Regions from separate parts of the Homo sapiens genome. Here regions 1, 2, 3, 5 and 6 are each linked to region 4. A link is a loop called in an ENCODE intact Hi-C map of the cell type or tissue named here. Cell type or tissue: chondrocyte. All regions are shown on one strand. Region 1 holds the start of ANKRD36C (ankyrin repeat domain 36C). Region 2 has its middle 3.4 kb from the start of ITPRIPL1. Region 3 holds the start of ASTL (astacin like metalloendopeptidase). Region 4 has its middle 3.2 kb from the start of NEURL3. Region 5 holds the start of NCAPH (non-SMC condensin I complex subunit H). Region 6 holds the start of SNRNP200 (small nuclear ribonucleoprotein U5 subunit 200).

What was found. A loop is a pair of places that touch in the nucleus more often than their neighbours do. Peaks named below come from ENCODE experiments on the same cell type or tissue, not always from the same donor. Only the 100,000 strongest peaks of a DNase experiment are listed, where the experiment ranks them.
Region 1: it touches region 4 in a loop (11-fold over the local background); 8 of 110 quality-filtered maps call a loop at or near these places.
Region 2: it touches region 4 in a loop (2.7-fold over the local background); 10 of 110 quality-filtered maps call a loop at or near these places.
Region 3: it touches region 4 in a loop (7-fold over the local background); 50 of 110 quality-filtered maps call a loop at or near these places.
Region 5: a loop joins it to region 4, with 3 times the contacts of the local background. A loop is called at or near these places in 11 of 110 quality-filtered maps.
Region 6: it touches region 4 in a loop (3-fold over the local background); 54 of 110 quality-filtered maps call a loop at or near these places.

The regions. Positions count from the first base shown.
Region 1 is chr2:95,990,986-95,994,985 of GRCh38, reverse strand. ANKRD36C (ankyrin repeat domain 36C) reads left to right here and starts at 3,162. Exons shown (of 88, transcript NM_001393982.1): 1 at 3,162-3,474. The coding sequence starts at 3,278. RefSeq lists silencers at 2,346-2,525, 2,886-2,945, 2,976-3,025. In chondrocyte, a CTCF peak has its summit at 1,965 (motif pointing left); no DNase peak of the experiment used is centred here.
Region 2 is chr2:96,319,876-96,323,875 of GRCh38, reverse strand. No RefSeq gene overlaps it. Among named protein-coding and RNA genes, the nearest start is that of ITPRIPL1, 3.4 kb to the left of the region's middle. RefSeq lists a silencer at 1,732-1,991 and an enhancer at 2,942-3,051. In chondrocyte, no CTCF peak of the experiment used is centred here; a DNase peak (open chromatin) is centred at 2,019.
Region 3 is chr2:96,136,841-96,140,840 of GRCh38, reverse strand. It overlaps ASTL (astacin like metalloendopeptidase), which reads left to right and starts at 2,339. Exons shown (of 9, transcript NM_001002036.4): 1 at 2,339-2,459; 2 at 3,141-3,266. The coding sequence starts at 2,405. RefSeq lists a silencer at 1,435-1,524 and an enhancer at 2,415-2,484. In chondrocyte, CTCF peaks have their summits at 1,767 and 1,973 (motif pointing left); DNase peaks (open chromatin) are centred at 2,100 and 3,120.
Region 4 is chr2:96,506,597-96,510,596 of GRCh38, reverse strand. It overlaps a transcript of NEURL3 not described here. Among named protein-coding and RNA genes, the nearest start is that of NEURL3, 3.2 kb to the right of the region's middle. RefSeq lists a silencer at 2,142-2,481. In chondrocyte, CTCF peaks have their summits at 776, 1,014 (motif pointing right), 2,096 and 2,350 (motif pointing right); no DNase peak of the experiment used is centred here.
Region 5 is chr2:96,333,681-96,337,680 of GRCh38, reverse strand. It overlaps NCAPH (non-SMC condensin I complex subunit H), which reads right to left and starts at 1,915. Exons shown (of 18, transcript NM_015341.5): 1 at 1,833-1,915. The coding sequence starts at 1,851. RefSeq lists enhancers at 759-1,600, 1,601-2,442 and a silencer at 1,521-1,840. In chondrocyte, no CTCF peak of the experiment used is centred here; DNase peaks (open chromatin) are centred at 1,680 and 1,855.
Region 6 is chr2:96,303,684-96,307,683 of GRCh38, reverse strand. SNRNP200 (small nuclear ribonucleoprotein U5 subunit 200) reads left to right here and starts at 2,138. Exons shown (of 45, transcript NM_014014.5): 1 at 2,138-2,291; 2 at 2,816-2,979. The coding sequence starts at 2,247. RefSeq lists enhancers at 429-1,057, 1,650-1,729, 1,979-2,273. In chondrocyte, no CTCF peak of the experiment used is centred here; a DNase peak (open chromatin) is centred at 2,013.

The sequences.
Region 1 (4,000 bases), 520 kb after region 4:
GGATGATTATATCTTTAATGGTATCTTGAAGCTGTAAGAGATCATCAAGTCTTGACTTCTATGTTAAAAAAGAAAGAAAACTGATGACCCATATTTAAACTGAGGCATGTGACATTTCTGCTCTACTCAGCACTCTTCACTCATCCAACAAAAATTCATTATGGTTTCTTATGTTCCAGGCACTGGGCTAGGTGTTCAAGGAAGACAGAGGGAGGAAATAAAAATTTTTATAAAACAGTCTTTGTCCTCAAGCAGCTCACAGGGCAGAGAGACCCTGATAGAGTACAGACTTCATGAAGAGTGGGGATGGGAAGGGCATTCTCTCCACACGCATCCCTGTCCCACCTCGGAGATTTCCTCCTCAGAACGCTACCTCTTACGCTTTCCTGTCTCACTCTTTCCAGCTCTCAGTTTAGAAGGTGTTTCCTCAGAGTACCTTTGCTGACCTCTCAAGTCTGGTAAATGGCCCTTCTCACTGGTGCCTGCATGCCCTGTGTGCTCCTGTCATGCACACAACACAGCATAGTAAAATGCCTGGTGTATGTGTTTGTCTTTTCAATACTCTGAGCTCTGCTCATTGGCAAATCTCAGGACATAGCACAAGATGTGGCCCCTAAATGTTAACTGAATGAATGAATGGAATCACTGGTATCTCTTTAGCTTGAAGAATAGAAAGCCCTTGTAGGACAAAGACGATTGGGAGAAATGTGAAGTCTGGCGTGGACTCTGTCAGAAGGCAGAACTGAACCAGTGGATGGAATTAGAAGAGGGAGACTTCGGTTTCACATCAGGAATGATATCATAGTCAGAACTCACCACACACATAATAGGTTAGATGAGGGAGGAGGGAGTCCTTCATTGCAGGAGTTTTAAAGGTGAATACAAGAAATGGGAGGCACTTGGCCTGGCGCGGTGGCTCAGGTCTGTTAATCCCAGCACTTTGGGAGGCAGAGGCCAGTGGGTCACAAGGTCAGGAGTCGAGACCAGCCTGGTCAAGATGGTGAAACCCCGTTTCTACTAAAATACAAAAATTAGCCGGGTGTGGTGGCGGGCACCTGTAATCCCAGCTAATTGGGAGGCTGAGGCAGAAGAATCACTTGAACCGGGGAGGCAGAGGTTGCAGCGAGCCAAGTTTGAGCCACTGAACTCTAGCCTGGGCAACAGAGCAAGACTCCGTCTAAAAAAAAAAAAAGAAAGAAATGGGAGGCACTGAGTTTCTGGCTCAGTTTGCTGATGCCAGAAATACAGAGATGACTGATCAGTAAAATCCACTAGAAAGTGTGTGACAGGTTTCTTTTTCCTTATATTTTTCTTTTTTAAATACAAAAGTAATACCAGCCCACTGAAAATTTGAAAAGTATATGGCATTAAAAAGAGAAAAATAACATCCGATAATCCAACAAGATAAACTCTCTAAAATTTCTTTTCTCTTTTTAAATGAATATGTTAAGCTCGAAATAGAATTTTAAATTTATCTTGATGTTTTACTCAACAACGTAGAAGCATCTTTTATGTCATTATTTTAAGTCACAACCACTTTTAGTGATGATGATTTAAAGAACCATTTGCTTTTTCCTTACTGTTCCCTGTTTTTAGATTTTTGGCTAGTGTCTAATTTTTCCCTGTTATAAATAATGCTGAGATGAACAGAATATGTAGATTTCTAATAATTTGCAAATGAACAGCATATGAAAAACATGAGCAAAAATTTTGCAGTTATAATTACTCAACACAAGTTTTAAATAAATTACTTTTATTTTGAGCGTTCATTCTTACGTATGTTATAGGAAGTAAGTAAGAAGCATTCCTTACTCCTTAGAATTTTGTTTATAAGTTAGTGATGAATTGGAAAGGGTAGCTTGCCCCTGGAATTCTCTGATAAGCACAGGTGATGAGGAAAATGGAGAAATCCAAGAATTCCTTTGTCTTTCCTTGAAAGTAGTCAACTTTAAGTGCAGTGCAGGCGTGCCCTCTAGCGGCCAAATAAAAAATAAAGAAATACGGGAAACCTTCAGCATTGTAACAATCGCACGTCCCCATCTAGTGGCTAACGTGTGTAAATGCAGCTTTTCTAATCACAATAACGAATGTTACTTGATTTATATGTCTCATGAGGTGAAGAGCTGGAAGGAATCTTAGAGACCATGTATTTCAACTTCCTCACGGAGTGGCATGCAGGCAGCAGCCTTGGGAACCCCGATTGCCCCTCCTCACACCTGCCCATCATAGGACTTGGGCGACGGGGTGGTGAAGTCAGGCTGTGGCCCCAGCGGCGCCACGAGGCCGAAAACCGGCGCTCAGCCTCATCCCGGTGGCTGCAGAGTGCCAAGCGCCAGGTCCTGCGCTCCGGGCGCGGGTCAGAAGCAGCTGGCAAGGGCAGCGCAGCCTGTGGGCCCTTGGGCGCTGGCCGGCCGCAGCTCCGGGAAGCCACGTCAGCCCACGGGCGCTGCAGCTGCAGCCGCCACCAGCACATGGAGCAGGGGTCCCCGAGGATTGGGAATCCCCGACCAGGCCTGCGCCTCCAGCCGCGCGGACCCCGGGGCCAGCCTGGCCGCGGCAAGTCAGGCAGTCTGCGGCAGGAGCGCCGGGCATGGGCTTCGGCCGGGGGTGCAGGAGGCGCGCACCCTCCGGCCGGATGGCGGCGCACTCAGGGCTCAGGAGGCCATCCCACGGGAGCCCCGCCAGCCCCCGCCGGAGCCCGAGCTGCAGTGCCGCCTGCAAGTGGTGCGCTGGCTGCAGCTGTGGCAACCCCAGATCCCGTCCTCCCGCCTCGCACCCATCAGCGCGGACCCCGGGGGCGACGCAGTGGCGATGTCGGGCTGTGGGCCCAGCGGTGGCACTAGGCGGAGAAGCACCACTCAACCCCATCCCTGGGCTGCAGAGGGCCCAGCGCGGGGGGCTCCGAGCGTCGGGAGCCTGTGGAAGAGAAGAGCGCGCGGGCGACAGTTAAACAGGCCCTGGGGCAGGGCGCGCCTCGCGCTCCAGGGAGCCCCGCCCTCCCGCGGCACCTCCGCAGCAACCGCCGCCTGCACTGGGCGCGCGAGAGCTGCTAGGGCGGTTTCTCTGCCTCGGGCCTGTTGGGCAGGGCCGGCTAAGGTGCGCGTGCTCGCTGGTTCTAACCCTTCTGTTGGGCGTTTCTGCTGAGAGGCGGGAGGCGCTGAGAGTCTGTGCGAAGGTCCGTGGACAGACTGCTTTGCCTGTTGTTGCTCTTCGGAGGCGGCGATCCCCGAAGGCGAGCTGAAATACGGCTGCAGGCTACAATTTGCAGCCGACCATTATGGATGACAAGGAGCCGAAGAGGTGGCCCACCCTCAGGGACCGCTTGTGCTCGGATGGCTTCTTATTTCCCCAATACCCCATTAAACCGTATCATCTGAAGGGGATCCACAGAGCTGTCTTCTATCGTGATCTGGAGGAACTGAAGTTCGTTCTGCTCACGCGTTATGACATCAATAAGAGAGACAGGAAGGAAAGGTAATGGGGGCCGGGAGCCGGGGCTGCGGGAGGAGGCCTGTGGATGTGGAGAAGTACCCCTTTCCAGGCTGAGGGCTGCGGGGCGGATGGTCCGGGGCTCGGGGTATGGACGGGGGCTAGGGGGTGCCTGGCTGGGGTGGGAGTGAGTGGAGCGGGGCCTGGGGAGTGGCGGTATATGGGGTGGCGGGGTGTGGAGTGAGTTGGGGGATGGGAGTGGGGAGTAGGGGGTGCATGGGGTGGGGGTGTGAATGGGCTGAGGTGGACGGAATGAAGGCTTGGGGGGTAGGGGGTGTGGGGTGGGGAGATGGGGTGAGGGTTCAATGGGATAGAGGACTGGAGGTGGGGGTGAGGTGTGGGGGTGAATGGGGTGGCGGAAAGGGGTGCAGAGGTGAGGGGGGCGAGTCCTGTCACCAAAGGGGCTGGACTTTCTTTCCTGGCAGGCTCAGCCGCACCTGGGATGTGGAAACCTTGGCAGGGGCGAGCACCCAGGTCATTTTCACAAGCAGCAAAACAAAAACAAAACTTC
Region 2 (4,000 bases), 190 kb after region 4:
CATGTTTCATACATACAATGTATAATTTCAGATTAGGGTAATTAGCATATCCATCATCTCAAACATTTATCATTTCTTTGTGTTGGGAAGGTTCAATCCTCCCTCTAGCTATTTGAAACTATATATTATTACTATTATTATTTTGTGTGTGTGTGTGACGGAGTCTTGCTCTGTCACCCAGGCTGGAGTGCAGTGGCACCATCTCAGCTCACTGCAACCTCCACCTCCTGGGTCAAGCAGTTTTCCTGCCTCAGCCTCCCAAATAGCTGGGATTACAGGCACACACCACCAAGCCCGGCAATTTTTTTGTATTTTAGTAGAGTGGGGGTTTCACCATGTTCTCGAGCTCCTGAGCTCAAGCAATCTGCCCACCTTGGCCTCCCAAAGTGCTGGGATTACAGGCATGAGCCACCATGCCTGGTCTATTATTGTTAACTGTAGTCAACCTACAGTGGTGTGAAACCCTAGTACTTAGTCCTCCCATCTGGCTATAATCTTGAATCCTTTAACAAATCCCTCCCTATCACCACCTTCCCCTCCCCTTCCCAGCCTCTAGCATCCTCTGTTCTACCTTTTACTTCTATTACATCAACTTTTTCTAGGTTCCACATGTGACTGAGAACATGTGGTGTTTATCTTTCTGTGCCTGGCTTATTTCACTTAATATCCTCCAATTCCATCCAAGTTGCTGCAAATGACAGGATTTCATTTTTTTTTATGGCCAAATAGCATTCCATTGTGTACATATACCACGTTTTCCTTATTCATTCATCTATTGTTGGACACATAGGTCAATTCCATATTGGCTATTCTGAATAGTGCAGCTATAAACATGAGGGTGCAGATTTCTCTTTGATATAATGATTTCCTTTCCTTTGGATAGATTTTAAGTAATGGGATTGCTAGATCATGTGAGTAGTTCTACTTGTAGTTTTCTGAGGAACCTCCATGTTATTCTCCATAGCAGCTGTGCTAGTTTACCCAACAGCATATCAGAGTTCCCTTTTCTCCCCATTTTCACCAGCATCTGTAAAACCATATGCTTAAAAATGTGTGTTCATGGTTAAGGATTTGTTTTAAAAGTGGTTGCTGGACAGGCGCGATGGCTCACGCCTGTAATCCCAGCACTCTGGGAGGCCGAGGCAGGCAGATCACCTGAGGTCAGGAGTTCGAGACCAGCCTGGCCAGCATGGTGAAACCCCGTCTCTACTAAAAATACAAAAAAAAAAAAAAAAAAATTAGCTGGGTGTGGCGGTGCATGCCTGTGATCCCAGCTACCAGCCTGGCCAGCACGGTGAAACCCCGTCTCTACTAAAAATACAAAAAAAAAAAAAAAAAATTAGCTGGGCGTGGTGGTGCATGCCGGTGATCCCAGCTACTCAGGAGGCTGAGGCAGGAGAATCGCTTGAATCCGGGAGGTGGAGGTTGCAGTGAGCTGAGATCGCACCACTGCACTCCAGCCTGGGCAACAGAATAAAACTCCTTCTCAAAAAAAGAAAAAAAAAAAAAAAAGAACATGCTATGGCTTACTCCCATTATGTGTGTGTGTCTGTGCATCACATGCCTCGGAAAAGTTTCAAAGGGTGGATCCCTAAATGTTTACAGTGATCTTCTGAGGGTGGAGGGATTGATTGCAGGTGTCTAGCAATAAGGAGGTATTCTTTTCACAAAAATAAACATGCAGTGTCCAGCGTATGAATGGGCTGTGTGCCCAAAGCCCTCCCTCGTGTGCCTCGTGAGCACAAAACACGTTTTCTACAGAAACAGGTGCGCCTAGGACCGCTAGAGACGCTTTGCGCCGGGGCAGTGTCTTCACGGTTCGGAGAGCTGGGAGTGGAGGTGGGGGGAGGTTCCTCATCCTCGCCAGCTTTCTGGGCCCCAGGAGCCGCCTCCCTTCGCCCCCGACCCCGCCTCCGTCCCCCAAGCCGCGGACGCGCCTTTTCCGCCGCCTCCAAGAGCAGCCGCGGGGCCGCCCCCAGGACGCGTTGTTCGCTGCCGGAGTTTGGGGTGGCAAGGACCGGGCGCACGGCTGAGATGCGCTGCCCTCCAGAATGCGAGCCTGTGCACGCGCCTGCGGAGGGGCCACACTCCCTGCAGCGTCCGCGATGCGCTGTTCCCGCTGGCGCTCGGCGGGCGCTCCCCTGGGCACATCGAGGCTCTAGTGACCGCATTATGAATTAGTCCTTTCCTTTTCTCCTCATGTGATTGCAGCGAGCGCTCGTCTTGTTTGTAAATCGTGCTGGCAAGCCCCGTTTTAACCAACTACGAATTTCATTTCGGAATGAAAAAGGAGACGCACTTTCGGACAGGGCAGCGGTTGCCGCCGGTCCTTCCTCTGAGCTACCGGTCCCTAGAAGGAAGACCTGCCTTCGACCGATCTGGAAATGAGTCCCAGCTGCAAGCCCAGGGCGGCGGAAGCCCCACGGGCCGAGCCGAAGAAAGACGAGGCGGGGGACGGGGAGCGTAGTGCCGCGTGCCGGGACCCACAACCCCTTTCCCCTGGGCGCTCTTCCCCGAGCGGACAGGAAAAAGCTCTCCTTTGCCGCTGCCCATCCCCCAGGGCCCAAGCGATGCTTCCTAACCGCGTGGACGCAGCTTGATGGGGGAGAAAGAGCTCTGGGAGCAGGGCTTAGAGCCTCGTCTCGCCTCCTGCCAACTCGGTCCGGCAAGGTTCCGAACCTCCCTGAGCCTCAGCTTCCTAATCTGGCAAACATGACGACAAAAGTCCTTCTCTTTTAAGGTTGGTGCAAAAATTAAATGGCCCTTTACTGTATATTTAGAGCACCTGGCTCACGGATTAGTCACCTCGCTCCTGGGCTCAACAGTGTTCACTGGGTCCTTACAGCATCACACTGGGATCCTTAAGGGCAAAGACCAAAATTAGACCTAGCTTAATTCCTGGTGTGCAAGTGCTAAGTGTTATGAAATGAGTGAGTGACAGGATGATCCAGCTATGAGAAATAGGAGAGAGTTTGCGGTGGGATAGAGACTGTACCTTCTTTTTGTATAAGATGTTTGGCAGTTGGGGATAACTTACCGGAAGCAAGCTTAAGATGCACACGAAATCCTGACCAAGAGGATGTAGAAATTAGATATATGGCCAAGAATCAGAGAAGCAAATAAACAGATCTCAAATAAAATGTTTAGTTTTGAGGTTAGAGGTGGGATATCAGGGTAACCAGGCAAAATAACTGATACAATAAATAACTACATGACAAATCACTTCTCTCAACAACACATTTCAAAAAAAATCACTTTATTTTATAACTGCAAGATTTTCTTCAAACCAGTTTCTTGCTATTACAAGCTCAAAAACTTATCCTGCTCTGGTGGCAAACATTTTGTGACTCATGCTGTGTAACAAAGACCTGTGTAGACATTGAGTTGTATATTGCTGATGCTTCTGAACATAAAGGAAAAGTACAAAATTGCCGCCTTTTTCCCAATGATTTGTGGAGGAGAATTATTACTAGACTAGCTGATACCTGTGCATGAAATGCACCACTATTGCTTAATAAATCTGGACCGGGTGCGGTGGCTCATGCCTGTAATCCCAGCACTATGGGAGGCCGAGGCGGGCAGATTGCCTGAGCTCAGGAGTTCAAGACCAGCCTGGCCAACATGGTGAAACTCCATCTCTACTAAAAATACAAAAATTAGCTGGGTGTAGTGGTGGGTGCCTGTAATCCCAGCTACTGGGGAGGCTGAGGCAGAAGAATCACTTGAACCCAGGAGGCGGAGGTTGCAGTGAGCTGAGACTGTGCCACTGCACTCCAGTCTGGGCAAAAGAGCAAGACTTTGTCTCAGAAAAAAAAAAAAAAGAAAAAGAAAGAAAAAAAAAAGAATAGCACTGGGCACGGTGGCTCACACTGTAATCCCAACACTTAAGGAGGCAGAGGTAGGAAAATAGCTTGAACTCAGGAGTTTGAGACCTGCCTGGGCAACATAGCAAGACCCCGTTCTCCACAAAATGGAAAAAAAATCTGAATAGCATATCAAT
Region 3 (4,000 bases), 370 kb after region 4:
CCTTCCTTCCCCGTGCTTTTTATAGCTTGTCATCTAGCAAACTGCCCTTCTCTTTCTCTCTCTTTTCCTCCTTTCCTTCTTTCCTATTTATTAAATTTTTAAACTTTTAATTGTGGTAAAAAATGCAACATAAAATTGGTCATCTTTACCATTATCAAGTGTTTAGTAAAGTGTATTCACATCGTTGTGCACAGATATCCAGAGCTTTTTCATCTTGCGAACCTGAAATCCTATACCTATTAAATGATAACTCCCCTCCCCAGTCCCCAGCCCCTTGTGAGCTCCGTTCCACTTTCCGTCCCTGTGCACTGGGCTACTCTAGACACCTCTTGGAGGTAGAAGCATGCAGGATTTGTCTTTTTGTGACTGGCTTGTTTCGCTCAGCAAAATATCCTCAGACCAACTGCATGTCCTAATAAAGACTCTGTTTCTCTCCCCAAGCAGGGTGATTATTTCTTATCATTATTTTAATTCTTTTGTTTTTTGAGACAGAGTCTCACTCTGTTGCCCAGGCTGGAGTGCAGTGGCACAATCTTGGCTCACTGCAACCTCTGCCTCCTGAGTTCAAGGGATTTCTGGCTAATTTTTGTATTTTTAGTAGAGATGGGGTTTCACCGTGTTGGCTAGGCTGGTCTCGAACTCCTGACCTCAAGTAATCTGCCTGCCTTGGCCTCCCAAAATGCTGGGATTACAGGCATGAGCCACTGCGCCCGGTCTACTTTATTTTTTTTTACTGAACATTCATCTTTTTTTTTGAGATGGAGTCTCACTCTGTCCCCCGGGCTAGAGTGCAGTGGCGCGATTTTGGCTCATTGCAAACTCCACCTCTGGGTTCAAGTGATTCACCTGCCTCAGCCTCCCGAGTAGGTGGGATTACAGGTGCCCGCCACCGTGCCCAGCTAATTTTTGTATTCTTTTAGTAGAGATGGGGTTTCACCATGGTGGCCAGTCTGGTCTTGAATTCCTGACCTCGTGATCCACCTGCCTTGGCCTCCCAAAGTGCTGGGATTATAGGCGTGAGCCACCGCGCCCTCCTGAACACTCATCTTAAGTGGTCAGCCTTGTGCATTTGTTTTTTGATGGGTCCTATTCTTTATTTTACTTATTTTTTCTAGGTTTACTGAGGCATAATCGACAAATAAAAGTAGTATATGTTTAAGTATACAACGTGATGTTTTGACATATGCATACCTTGTGAAATGATGACCACAACAAGCTAACTAGCATATCCATGGTGTGTATCCTGACATCTGTCAATACCCTGCCCTGGCAGCAGGGCGTCTGCCTCCATCATGGTCTCCCTGTGATTCTGATTCCTATCTTTGGAGAAGCTCTGGATTCCAGGCACAGTGGGAATGCTGAAAGGTCCTTGTGGACAATAGCTATTCTTCTTGGCTCTGTCGCTTCCCTTCACTGGGTGCAGGTGACTGTGGGGGTGTCCCCAAATGCTGCCCAGCGCTGACATGCTCCGCCTCTGGGATTTCAATCCAGGTGGGGCCCTGAGTGACCTGGCTCTGGGGCTCAGGGGTATGGAGGAGGGGGGATATAGGTAAGGAGTTTAAATTTCCAAATCTGTGAAATGGGAATAAATACTGACTGATCATGCCAGCTGCTGTGGGATTAGGGGGTGGACTCCCTGCGAGGCTCTGGGCATCTGGGGGTTCCACCTTTCCCACATGGCAGGCTTTCTAGGGTGCTGCACACTGTTCAGTTTGTGAAATTTCCTGGAGCCCTGTGCTTGTGATAGTGAACTTTTCTATATGTGTACTAAAATAAAAGCTTGTGAAAGTGCAGTGACCTTTTCCTCCTTCCGGAGATACACGGGGGGCGCCCCAGGGTCTCAGGCAGCTTTCCCCATGTCTAAGCACAGGCCGGGGTAGGAAAGGGGGTCTCCCTCGCTGGAGGAATAGGTCTATACCTGGGCTGGGGCCTCAGCTAGGCCTGGAGCAACTTTCTGCGATGTTTCTCTGCCCCCTGGAGGCAGGAAGGAACCTCAGAAGAGCCACACTCCCAAGCGGGCCCCTCCTGTCTTTCACCTGCTACAGCCAGGAAGGGGACTGGGCTGGGGTGGGAACCACAGGTAGGCATCGGAGGGGCTGCCAGTAGACCTGGTTTGGGTGGCGCTGCCGGTAGAGCTGGTTGGGGCGGGGCTGCAGGTGGAGCTGGTTGGGGCGGGGCTGCAGGTGGAGGTGGTTGGGGCGGGGCTGCAGGTGGAGATGGTTGGGGCGGGGCTGCAGGTGGAGGTGGTTGGGGCGGGGCTGCAGGTGGAGGCGGTTGAGGGGAGCAAGGTGGGAGGTGGAGCAGCTGCTATTTAAGAGGGGGTGGTGGTGCCGGTTCTGCAATTAGGTTACTGTGTCTTGCTGGGGCTTGGTCTTGTTTGCTGAAGGGGCAGCAGGGCTCTACCATGGAGGGTGTAGGGGGTCTCTGGCCTTGGGTGCTGGGTCTGCTCTCCTTGCCAGGTAAGCTGGCTGCCTGTCCCTCCTGCTGCTGGCTCCAGCCTGGAGAAAGCTGGGGAGAGGCTAGAAGGTTGTGGCTGGAGCCTGCAGGGATTGTAGCTGAGCTCAGTAGCTCAGAGCACAGAGCTCTCCAGGGTTATTCTAGAAGTCAGCTCCTGGGGGGCCAAGGGGAGGCCTCCTGAAGGCCCTGGAAGCAGAGGGCCTGCCTGGCAGAAGATAAGTGTTGTGCCCCAGGCCTACTTGTCTTGGGGTGGGGGTAGGCTGTAAGTCCCCACTCCAGCCTGGTCAGGCAGGGAGTCATCCAGGCTGAGCCCATTGTCCAAGAGCCTGGGCTGAGAGAGAGTCATAAGGTGGGGTCTGAGGCTGGCCCTGCCCGTCACGGGCGTCAGAACCCGAGGTCTGTCCTGCCTCCTTCCTTCCTGCCCCTCCTCTACCTCATAGGTGGGGCACATGGTCCCTTTTGGTCCCCCTAAGGGAGCTCCTTCCCTGAGGTCATCTAGACCTTGGCACCAGTTGGGGTTGAGCAGGGAGGCTGGGAAGGCTCCTTGGCTTTGTGCTGGAGCCTACTCTTCCTAGGGACTGAGTCTTACCGTCTGATCCCCCACACCCACCCCATGTCCTGCTGTCTGGTCTCACCGGTGGGTGCTCCAGGCATCTGTGTATGCCCCTGTCTGTCTGGACCAGGTGTGATCCTAGGAGCGCCCCTGGCCTCCAGCTGCGCAGGAGCCTGTGGTACCAGCTTCCCAGATGGCCTCACCCCTGAGGGAACCCAGGCCTCCGGGGACAAGGACATTCCTGCAATTAACCAAGGTGAGGGCACTACATCTTCTCACGGCCTGGAGGGGCACGACGTTATGTAGTGTGAAAACCACACCGAACACTCAGAAATGCAGAGCCTGGGAGGAAATGGACCAGCTTACTCTGGGCTCTAAGTGGTTTTTAAGAGATGGAGTGGTGTTGCTATATTGCCCCGGCTGGTCTTGAACTCCTGGCCTTAAGTGATCTTCCTGCCTCTGCCTCCCGAGCAGCTGGGACTACAGGTGTGAATGGGTGGAAATTCTATGGGCAATTGCTTAAGTCTACTCTTTCTTTTTGTATCTTTCTTAGTGGATTGTTACTTTTATAAGAAAAACCAAGCTCTTAAAGGGCCTGGGCGTGGAGCTAAGCGGTTAGTCGCAGTCTGAGATTGTCAGCCACCCTGTGCAGGACTGTCTGCAGGTGTGATTAAGAAGTCTGAAGCTCAGCTGGGTGCGGTGGCTCTCGCCTGTAGTCCCAGCACTTTGGGAGGCTGAGGCGGGCAGATCATGAGGTCAGGAGATCGAGACCATCCTGGCTAACACAGTGAAACCCCGTCCCCACCAAAAATACAAAAATTAGCCGGGCGTGGTGGCGGGCGCCTGTAGTCCCAGCTACTCAGGAGGCTGAGGCAGGAGAATGGCATGAACCTGGGAGGCGGAGCTTGCAGTGAGCTGAGATTGCGCCACTGCACTCCAGCCTGGGCGACAGAGCATCTCACAAAAAACAAAAAACAAAAGTCAGGCTCA
Region 4 (4,000 bases):
AATCCTAATCCTACCTGATACAACCATACAGCACAGATCATGTCTCCTTTCCTATGCTTTTGTGTGTGTATTCCTTCTCCCTGAAATGCCTTTCATTCCTTTCTTGGCTGTTGAAATCCTATTTACCTTTCAGGGCACAATTTTAATAACTCTTCTTCCACAAAACCTTCACCCATTCCCTGGGCATAACAACCCCTCGACACCGCTGGTTTTCCCAGCCCTCAGTTTGGCCCTCTTGTAGCACTTACCTAAATTCCAGGGCATGCACAAAGTGGCTGAAGGATGAGGATTGGGTTTCCTTCAATCTCTGGTTACCCAGAACTGGGACAGTGCTTGGCACATAGCAGGCACTAAATCAATTCCTGTTGAACACACATGCATGCACACATGCACACGCATGCACACGCATACACACACCCCACACAGGGCAGGCACCACCAGGGCAGGTACCAGGTGTCTTTCCAGGACAGACACCCTGACAGTTGTGTATGGGGTGAGGGGGCACGGGAAAAAGGAAAACAAGAAACCAAAAGAAGAGAGGGCACACCTTTCCCTTGACCCTTCCCTCACGCACAGGCATGAGCAGCCACGCCAGGCCTGGAAGCTGTGCCTCTCTCCCCCAGCTCCCCTCTCTGGCAGGCTCCCCATTCATGCCCAGTGGGCGCTCCCGTGCTGGCTGCTGGCGGGGAGAACCAGGAGGGAGGAAGGCTGTGGAGGCGCTCGGCAGAATCAGGACCCAGGAGGACCGCAGCAGAGCGGAAGTGACAGCACAGACCTGTTAATAACTCTGGGCTGGTACTGTGCTACAGGCTGGCCTCCCTCTCCTCCCTCCCACCCCCAAGGCCCCGTGGGGGCTGCAGCTATTGGTCCAGAGGGCTTGTTGGAGTTGTTGGGTGCTCGAGAGGCAGGCCGACTTGGTGGCTGAGGGCGGCGCCTAGGACACAGGTGCAGTCCTGGCGGAGCGTTTGTGGCCCATTCCCTCCAGGGCACCAGGCCTGTGGTCAGTTCCGCTGCCGGCCACCGGGTGGCAGTGCTGGTCAAGCCCTCCAGCCTCCAGAGCCGGTCTTCCCAGGCGGCGTGGATGCTCCCTGACTCACCAGCTCCGCCAGAACGACATTGTTAGGGCTGGAAGGGCTTAGCCAACATAACACGAAGACGCAATTTATGTATGATTTGAGGGTCCGATTGGAAGGGTTTTTTTGTACATCTACACACCTGTGTGACCACGATCAAGGTGCAGGACGTTTCCAGCTCCCCAGAGGCTTCCCGTGTCCCTGCCGATCACTACCTCCCAAAGGCAGCCTTGTCCTGCTTCGAACACCACGGATGGGTTTTGCCTGAACTTCCTATGAATGGCAGCACGCGGTGCTCTTTGGGTCTTCCCTTACATCAGCCTCACGGCTGTGAGGTTTATCCTCGTCGTTGCAGGTAGCAGTAATTTGTTGTCATTGGCACAGTATTCCATGGCGCGCATATGTGGCAGTTTAGGTCCTGCTGATGGTTGTGGGAAGCTGGGCCGGGAGCAGCCTCTGAGACAGAGATCAGGGACAGGGCTGCTTAGGCGGCAGACCCGGGGAAGCATAGGCCTGGACTGGGTGTGGGTGGGACACTGGCCTTGGCCTCCGGGGAATGGGCCCTGCATTCCCGGGGATCTGAGCAGTTCAGCTCCCCCAGCTGAGTGTGAGGTGGACAGCAGTGGACATTCGCTTGTTTCCAGGCTGGGGCTGTTGTGCAGAGCGCTGCTGTGGGCCAGCACACTTGGTTCACGGGGGTGGCATGGCTGGGCCATGAGGCTGGCAGAGGGGTGCCTTGTGCAAAAGCTCCCAACGCTGCCCTGTTTGGCCCCTGCGCGCCCTGGCCGACCGCCCACAGCGCCCGCGGCCCTGATGTTCTGGGGCTGGTTTCTAGGCAGGGCAGCCCCTGCCCTCTGAGATTTTGGCCCGGCGGGGAACGGATGAGGGCTGGCAAGTGTCATAGGTAGGCGTCCCTGGGCCTTAATGGCAGGGCCCACGAGGGACCGGGCTGCCTGACAGTGCCCCAGGTTGGGCTGGGCTCCCGGTCCCGCTGGGCCGCACGCTGGAGTGGGCGCGGGGCAGCAGTGGCTTCCTCGTGTGCCAGGCTCTTCCCGGAGCGCGGGTTGAGTCTTGAGAGATAACCTGCGTGAAGACATGTGTAGTGATGGGGCTCTGGGCAAGAGAGGCCGACTGCAACAGAGGGGTCCCAGTGAGGCTACCACCCACCCTGGGAGACGGGTGTGTGGGAGCTGCGGTATAGTGAGCCTCGGCGCCGCTCACCTCCCTCTGGGGCGCCCCTCCCGGCTTTGGGGGCTCCCGGGCCCTCGGCGCCTCCTGCAGTACTGACCGCCGCCAGCAGGGGCCGCCTCAGTCTCTGCACAGCGGAGACCGCCCCGCGCTTGAGGGCACGGGCCCGCCCCTCTCAGAGCAAAGGTTTGCAGCGGGGCTGGCGGGTGACATCTACTGCGGGGCAGCCTCAACCTGACACTCAGCAGCAAGTTAGGCCTATCTACAAATCTCCTGCTCTGTGCCCGCGCAGTCCAGTGGAGGAGATATTCCTAATTAGGGGGCACTTCCAAGGGGCGGAGTCTCCGCGGCGAGTGGCCGTGGAGGGGCGCAAGGCAGACGGTCTCCAGCCACGATACCTGGGCCAATCCCAGCCTGTCACGTCATGCCTAGTGAGCTGAACAAGCTGCGTAACTGTCGTGTGCCTCAGTTTCCCCACGTGTATAATGGAAATGATTACAATAAACAGGACCTTTTTGAGGAGTTGCCATGAGGACTGTCAGGTAAGTTCTGGACTTAGAACGGTAGCATTCCGGGCCAGGAGCGGTGGCTCACGCCTGTAATCCCAGCACTTTGGGAGGCCGAGGCGGGTGGATCACGAGGTCAGTAGATCGAGACCATCCTGGCCAACATGGTGAAACCTCATCTCTACTAAAAATACAAAAATTAACTGGGCATCATGGAGAGCGCCACAGTCCCAGCTACTTGGGAGGCTGAGGCAGGAGAGTTGCTTGAACCTGGGAGGCAGAGGTTGCAGTGAGCCGAGATCGTGCCACTGCACTCCAGTCTGGGCCACAGAGCGAGACTCCCTCTCAAAAACAACAACAACAACAACAAAAACGGTAGCATTCTGCAGGGGAGGAAAAGTACAAAAGTAAAATCTTTCCCCACCCATTGCTCGGTTCATGGCTAGGACACCTATAACAAAAGACAGGTCAACAAGAGAAAAGCACACAAATTTATTTCATGTAAATTTTACATGACACAGGGGCCTTTGGAAATGAAGACCCAAAGAAATGGGGACATGTATTTTTATGCGTTGGTTTCATGAAGAGTGGGCATCGTGGAGAAGTGATTGGCTAAAGGGGGAAGGGGTAATAAACCGGGGAGAGTCGGCCAGCCTGTTCAGATTCTTCTCTCTGTCCCTGTGTCTTCAGAGGTAAGGATGGGTCTTATGGCCTCATGGCCCTACTTCAGGGGATTCGGGCAAAGGGAAGGTGAGCGAGGCCTTCCTGCTTCTGCTGTTTTCTTAAATGCCAAAGTGCCATATTTTGGGGTGGCATGTCCTGAACCCTGGCAGTTTGTTCAATAAACAAACACAGAGTGTGTGGCGGGTATGCCTGTACCCTGGACGGGAGGCTTTAGGCAGGTTTTTTAGCTCCTCAGAATGACCTCCTCTGCCCCCCAGCTGCCTCATGGCCCAAGGTCCCACTGATGCAACTATACCACCCCAGCCTGCTGGCTTTGGGTGGCCTGAGGGCCATAGCTTGCCAGGTAATTTTCCAGACAGTCTGAGGCTCAGAGTTGACTTCCCTAATAAGATGCCATACATACCTCTCATGAGAGTGTGATTTATTAACAAGATGCATGGCTGCAGCGCTCTGGGGAACCACCCAAGGCAGCCTGCACTAAGGTGGAGACGTACCTGGCACTAGCCATCCCTTAGCCGAGCAGTCACTGATTGTGGCCTTGATCTGGGG
Region 5 (4,000 bases), 170 kb after region 4:
TTTGGGAGGCTGAGGCGGGCAGATCACAAGGTCAGGAGATCGAGACCACCCTGACTAACACGGTGAAACCCCGTTCCTACTAAAATACAAAAAATTAGCTGGGCGTGGTGGCAGGAGCCTGTAGTCCCAGCTACTCGGGAGGCTGAGGCAGGAGAATAGCGTGAACCCAGGAGGCGGAGCTTGCAGTGGGCCGAGATTGCACCACTGCACTCCAGCCTGGGCGATAGAGCGAGACTCCGTCTCAAAAAAAACAAAAAACAAAAAACAACAAAGTAAAAATAGGAAGGGAGGAGGCAAGAGACATTTTTAGAAACTGAATCAAGAGGACTTATGAGGACAGTATTTGGATGTGAGCACAGTAGGCTACAGGCTAAGGAAGGAACCTGGACCTTTGGAGAGGATACCTTAACAGAAATAGGAAGCACTTAAGGAGAACCTTGTCTAAGAGAGAAACTAAACTTGGAATTAGAGGCATGCTTTAATTCTCCAAATCTTCTTTCCGTGGTTTCTCTCCTTGCCTTTGATATTATGCATCCATTCATTCAACCGATGGTTACTGAGCTCAAAGACACTTCCTATGTCTACTTCCTCATTTCCCACTCATTTTTCAACCCACTCTGGTCTGGTTCCTATTCCAACTTCATGAGAACTATCTTTTCGTGATCATCTATAACTTCCATGTTGCCTAAACCCTATGGTCATTTTCTGGCCTTTCTCTTGGAATCCAGCAGCATTTGAAACAGCTGACAGTCCCTTCCTTGTTGAAACACTCTTGGCTTCTTCCTATACCACTGTCTTTTGAGTTTTTCCAGCTCATCCTTCTCTATCCAGCTTCTAAACGTTGGTCCTAGATGTGCAGGGCCTTCCTAGTGTTCTCACCTGTTCCCATGGTTTTATGGTCTAATGGTCTATATGATAATGGTATCCAAATTTATTTCTCAATCCATGGGTCACTTCCCTGAGTGGTCCATATAACTCCCCTGAGAGCCAAATTCTCACCTAAGTGATTATAGATCCCTTCACCTGAGTCTCTCCCGTAAGTCACACATACCATGTCCAAAATGTAACTCAATTTCCAAATCTCTTACCCAAGGCCTCCAGACCCTGCCTACGTGTCAGGCCTCACTAAGCTTGGTCACAATGTTCTGGTCAGGTCCTAGGCCAGGCCAGGCTCTTCCCTGCCTCATTTTTGTACTTGCTCCTTCTGCCTGAAACACGTTCCCTAGTATCTGCCTAAAGATCTTCCCTGAACCCCTGGCGGAGCCACCCCTACTCTGCTATACTCAATCACAGCACTCAGCCTCATGTGTAATTATTTCTTTTGTTTACTGTCTGTCTCCCCAACTCCAACAGTATAGAGATATTATCAATTTTGTTCGCCCAACGGGAGAGCTCAGTACTTTTGAATAGATGCAAAAATAAATGCATGCATGCTAAGCATACAACGGTAACCACATCGCTTCCAAAGCCCTGAAAATAACGTCTATTCCAGGAAAACCACCATTTTAATGGAGAGACACCGAGCACGCTTTAGGAGCCCAAGGAGGAGGCCGCCCCACCGCCCGCCCGGGAACTGAGGAGTGTGAGGCAGGGCCCGCGCGCTCTCCGACTCCGGCCGAAGCCGCTTTCTGATTGGCTGAGCGCACAAGGTCCGCCCGCCCCGCGCCGGCCCTCCCCTCCCCCCGCACCGGCCTCTGCTGTCAGCCGCAGGGCCAAGACCCGAGCTGAGCATATCCTCTCTCCCCGCCCAGGCCAGCCCGCCAGCCCTGCCCGCCCGAAGTACTGCTTCGCTAGGGGCCCTTCCCGCCGCGCCTCCCGACCGCCCGGCTCACCTGGGCCGGGAGGTCCCATCTTTCCTTGGCGTCTCCTGAGCTGGTTTTAAATCGCGCGCGTCGAGACGCCTGAGCGCCGTAACGGCCGCGTGACGTCGCCGGCGGGCCGGGCCAGCAGCGCGCCTGCGCAGACCACCTCGGGCCTCCGCGGGCGGCGTCAGAGTGAGTTTTGGGTTGAGGACCCCGTCTGATTGGGCTTCTTGGGGTCGGTGGACCCCCTGAAATAGTATGAAAACCCCCTCCTTCGAGGACTAGGTGCAGGACTGGGCTTGGGAACCCAGCGTCGAGCAGGGTGAGCAAGGCCCGTCTTTCGTGGAATTTACTTTCTTTTTTTTTTTTTTTTGGGACGAAGTCTAGCTCTTGTCCCCCAGACTGGAGTGCAGTGGCGCGATCTTGGCTCACTGCAACCTCCGCCTCCTGGGTTAAAGCGATTCTCCTGCCTCAGCCTCCCGAGTAGCTGGGATTACAGGCGCCTGCCACCACGCCTGGCCAATTTTTGTGTTTTTAGTAGAGACGGGGTTTCACCATGTTGGCCAGGCTGGTCTCGAACTCCTGACCTCAGGTGATCCGCCCACCTCGGCCTCCCGAAGTGCTGGGATTACAGGCGTGAGCCACCGCGCTCAGCCCGTGGAATTTACTTTATAATGGGGAGGCAGATGATCGAGAAAACGAGGTTTATTTCCCTTAGAGATCTGTGCTGTGTGGGCAGCAAAACGCTGAAAACCTCCGGGAAGAGGGACGGAGGGGAGCGGGAGCCTACGTGGGAATGAGGAGCGGTCCAGGTGGGGAAGAACTGATGCAGAAATGCTATGTATACATTAAATATAGTACAAAATGTACATTTAATATAGTGTAAGATGAAGGCCATCGTTTTATTCAGATTCTTGTGAATAGCTTCCTGTGAACACCCCCCACCCTTCAAAAAATAAATAAAGGTCGAAAAAGCGAAATAAGCATAAAATGCCATCTGTCCCCTCAGTTTCATCTAACCCTAAGGATTGAATTATGGGAGTAAAGGCCAGGGTGATTCCCTGGAATATCCCCAGCACATCCTAGAATTTCTTGTAACTCTCATATCTGGCATCTTTTACAGTGTTTCTCTTCAAGGGCACTGTTGGCATTCAGGGTGAAACAATCCTTGGCATGATAGGATGTTTGCCCTCTTTGTGGGCTCTTAAGCCCCCGTAACATCATTTGCCCACTAAATGCCATCAGTGCTGTCGCTCATTTTGGCAATCAAAAAGTGCCACCCTTTGTTGAAAACCACTTTTTTTTTTTTTTTTTTTGAGACAGAGTCTTGCTTTGTTGCCCAGGCTGGAGTGCAATGGCACGATCTCAGCTCACTGCAACCTCCACCTCCCAAGTTCAAGCGATTCTCCTGCCTCAGCCTCCTGAATAGCTGGGATTACAGGCGCCCACCACCACACCCAGCTAATTTTTGTATTTTTAGTAGAGATGGGGTTTCACCATGTTGGTCAGGCTGGTCTCGAACTCCTGACCTCAGGTGATCCACCCGCCTTGGCCTCTCAAAGTGTTAGGATTATAGGCATGAGCCACTGCGCCTGGCTGAAAACCACTTTTTAAGCCTATCTGTTGTTCGTATAAACTTGTTCTTCTAGTGACCACCTTCAAATCTTCAGCGTAAGGCTGTGTGGGTTAGAGAAAACAGGTTGACACTGTTTATCTCAGCAAATGATACCATCAGCCACCCAAGAACCCAAATCAGCACCCAGGAGTCATCCTGGGGGATTCCCTCCCTTTCTCTCCCCACACAATCCATCATCAAGCAAGCTATTTTCACCTCCTAAAAATTGCCAATCCTGCCTTTCTCCTTCCATCCACATTACCTTCTCACTGGCCTGCTCTGGCCCCCCCTCAGGCCCTGAGTAGTGTATGCGGAGTCCAAATCTGAGCTGTCACTCCCACTTGTCCCCCACCACTTCCTCCCGGAAGTATAACACTTCAGGGGTTCCACCACCCTGGGAACCTCTAAGCGTCCTACAAGGTCCTGGAAGGGTCTTCCTGCCAGCCTCCCCACCCCTGCAGCCTCTCCAGCCTCCTCAGGGACCTTGCTCCCCTTGCTCCCTGCCCTCCAGCTGCCCTGGCCTTTTTTCAGATTCCTCTCATCACACCTGCTCCTACCCCCAGGCCTCTGCACACACACACTC
Region 6 (4,000 bases), 200 kb after region 4:
AGCCACCACACCCAGCCTGTTGTTTTCTTTTCAAAATCATAATTATTTTCTTCCTTATTTACATTTTAGTGTGACGATTGTTCCAGGGCTGCAGTCTCCTCTTGTGGAAAATAAGGGAACCAGACTACTCCATCTCTAAGGCTCCTACCAGGTCTAACATACTATGGAAACTTATAAGTCCATCTGAATGACTAAATGCAGGATTTACATTTGGTAGAGCCTGATTAGAGAGGAAAAGAAAAGATGGGGAAAGTTTCCTTTTTTTCTTGCTTCACAGGTTTGCCCACAGCCCAGCTGCATCTGTGAACATGAATGCTACTTCTACAGAAACAGAGTGGAATCTCCGAAATACCTTTGAGACCCTTTCGTGTCAGGTGGGTGGGCCACAGCCTGATCATGGAATAAAAGTCAGCCTTAAGGATTCAGATTTCAATAACTTTCAGTGAACCCCACCTTGAGTCAGGCACTTTGCTAGGTGCTTTTAAACACACTATCCCATTTAATCACAATGGGAGGAAGGTTTTATTGCCTCAATTTTTTTTTTTTTAAGACAAAGAGTCTCACTCTGTCATCCAGGCTGGAGTGCAGAGTTTGATCTCGGCTCACTGCAACCTCCACCTCCCAGGTTCAAGTGATTCTCCTGCCTCAGCCTCCTGAGTAGCTGGGATTACAGGCACCCACTACCACGCCTGGCTAATTTTTGTATTTTTAGTAGTGACAGGGTTTCACCATGTGGGCCAGGCTGGTCTCAAACTCCTGACCTCAAGTGATCCGCCTGCCTTGGCCTCCCAGAGTGCTGGGATTACAGGCGTGAGCCAGCGTGTCCAGCCAATTGCCTCAATTTTAAGGATGAGGAAAATGGTGCTCACCGAGAGGCCAGGTAGCTAGCTACTTCAAAGTCACACAGCCACTGAGGAGCAGAGCCATGAGGACTCGACTGTCCCTTGGGAAGACGAGTTATTAAAAAAAAAACAAACACCCACCAAAGCAGCAAACTCCATGCCTACAGGGGCTGGGCAAGTAAAAATAAGGAGATGGGCAGGCATGAGAAAACAGGAGCAGTGGGAAGGACTTGCCTATTCTCTGACCTTGGCAGCTGCTGACCAGCAGCAGGTCATGCCATGCAGCAGTGTGGGTGTCATGTGGCTGATTTTCTAGTATCTCAACTGATGGGGGAGAGCCAGAGTTTGCATGAAATTATCCCAATTTTTAAAGAAGGAGCCAACAGTGAGCCAAACACGATACCACTACAGAACAAATCTGGTCTAGGGGACTGCTATTGAGGATGAATTCCTTTGGCTTAACACCCATCCTCCTGTTCATTCATCTTCTCAAAAGCAAACATGCTCTAAGTGAGGAGGGAGGTCACCTTCAGCCATAAGGCGCCATTCTACTGGCGAGAAGTGGTGGGGAATGTGGGACAGAGAAGACTTTGTAGCTGGGGAAGAAATTAAGTCATAGTCACCAAGGATTTGGCCCTGCCTTCACCGGTTTCCCTGGGCGGCAGGGAGGGCCCTACCATAGAATGTTACCGACAAGTGGGAGCAAATGGGGGCCCCGGCCCTGTTCGTTCAGCTGGGTGAAAACGAGGGTCTTGGGGGCACAGGTTTAGGTGGGATTGGTGGGGGATAGTAGCTTTCTTTTTCAATTGTTGAACACAGAAGAGAAACCCAAAGCAAGGCGCCAATCATTAAAACACACAAACACAGACACACGCGCAAGTCACCTTGCTCGCTGGGTACTTTAGTTACCTCAAACGGAAATGGGGTTTTCGGCCCCTCTTTTCCTGCCTACCTCATGGGACTGTTGCCAAAGAGGAAGGAACCGGAAGGAAAGGTCTTGGGACAGGACAGGGGCTAAGCAGCCGTGCATTCGTTATGATGTGAGGGGTGCCGGGGGCTGGAGACTGAGGTCGGGGAGAGCACGGGCCCTGGGTCCTTAGTGCCAGCGGGCGGCCAGAACCAGAGTGCGGGGGTCTAGGGATTCGGGGACCCAGACGCACCAGGCCCACATATCCCGCTCAGAAGGGTGCGGAAAGCCGCGCGCACACGGCAGGGACACGCCCCAGACACGCCCCGCCCCGCACTTCTGGGGCGCGACCCGGAAGCGGAAGGGAACCCGTTTCTTTTCCTTCCCCAGTGCGTCTTTCCTGCGTCGTTCCGGCGCGGCGGGAGCAGAGATCTGCGGCCGTTTGCAGCTTGCGGTAGGGAGGCGTGGTGGTCTGAAGCCTCCGAGCAGCCGCGGCCATGGCGGATGTAACCGCCCGTAGTCTGCAATACGAGTACAAGGCGGTGCGTTTGGTCTTGGGGAAGGATTCCAGGCTCAGGAGTCCAATGGGGAGGGGGAGGCTGAAAAAGGGAGTTTCAGTCTGAAGGCCTACAGGAGAGCCACGAAAACGAAGGGGAAATGGAATCGGGGTGAAGGTGGGGGTTATACGATGACGTGAATAACCTACTGGGGTCTGGGGAGCGCTAAGATCTCTCTAGGAGGAGTTTCTCGAGTACCTTCAACGCTAAGCCCTCCCCCTTCCACACGTCACTCCCAACCCACTCACTACTTTTCACAGGTGTGGGTTATGATGGGCGCTGTTAGGAACAAGAATTGTTTAGCTGATTCGACAGCGCATAAGACTTATTCAGCTGTACGCTTCTGCACAGCGTTATACTATGCAATTCTTAAGGAAAATATATTTTTATTACGATTAGTGATGATAAGCAACTAGTTACTACGATTTTTTCCATCAGCTGGGGTAACTATGATAGTAGGAATTGGCCCTGCTCATGTCAAAGCTTCAATAATGTTTTGATCTTTTCAGAACTCGAATCTTGTGCTCCAAGCTGACCGTTCTCTCATTGACCGGACCCGCCGGGATGAACCCACAGGAGAGGTGCTGTCCCTTGTTGGGAAGCTGGAGGGCACCCGTATGGGAGACAAGGCTCAACGGACCAAACCGCAGATGCAGGAGGAAAGAAGAGCCAAGTGAGTGCCAAGGGGATACTATTTTTTCCTTCAGATCCAAAGTCTCTTCCCTTTAACATTCGAGCAGCATTTTTGCTGGAATGCTTGGTGTAAGATCAGTGGCATTAAAACAATTCAGTGAAGGTAAAAACAGACCAGGAGAGTTTAAAGATTTTTTGGCCTTAACAAGTGCATCTCAAGTGGAAAATAACTTGTTGGTACCTTTTTCTTACATGTGTGTTTCTGGTCCATAGACAGATCTTAATTTTCTTCAGGGTATTTTCAAGACCCTTGCTATTCCTATGTCCCAGTAATTCGTTTTCCTTTTTTCCCATTACTAACTTCCTACCCCTACTTTTTCCATTTACTCTTGTCCACGTTCTACCTATTTTGTTGTAACAAACTAATTTAAGCATCCATAGTATGAAAGACAGGTTTCTTTCTTAGTTTGCATTTTTTTCCTTTATTTTTTTTTTTTAAGATTTCTTGGGGATATGTTTCAAAAACTTACCTTTACCTCATCATTATCTTTTGATCCTGAATATCTTGGTGTCTTGCTCCCTTTCCTATGATGAAGTTTCCAAAATTCCTAGGCTTAGTTTGATTAAAGTAGTTATGTTTGAAATGAGTTAATACATTATCTCCACTTTGTGCTATATCTTCTTTTCCAGTTTTGTTATACTTTGTTGATAGTCAACGGCAGTAGATTCTGTTAGAGCTTGGTTCTCTAGCTAGAAAGGGAAAATGCATTGGAGAGGTGAAAAACTAGTCAAAATCCTATTATATAATAGTCTCATACAATGTATGAAGGGTTGTACTTTTTTTTTTTTTTTTTTTGAGACGGAATCTCACTCTGTCACCCAGGCTGGAGTGCAGTGGCGTGATCTCTCTCACGGCAACCTCCACCTCCCGGGTTCAAGCGATTCTCCTGCCTCAGCCTCCTGAGTAGCTGGGATTACAGGCGCTCGCCACTGTGCCCGGCTAATTTTTGTATATTTAGTAGATACAGGGTTTCTCCATGTTGGCCAGGTTGGTCTTGAAC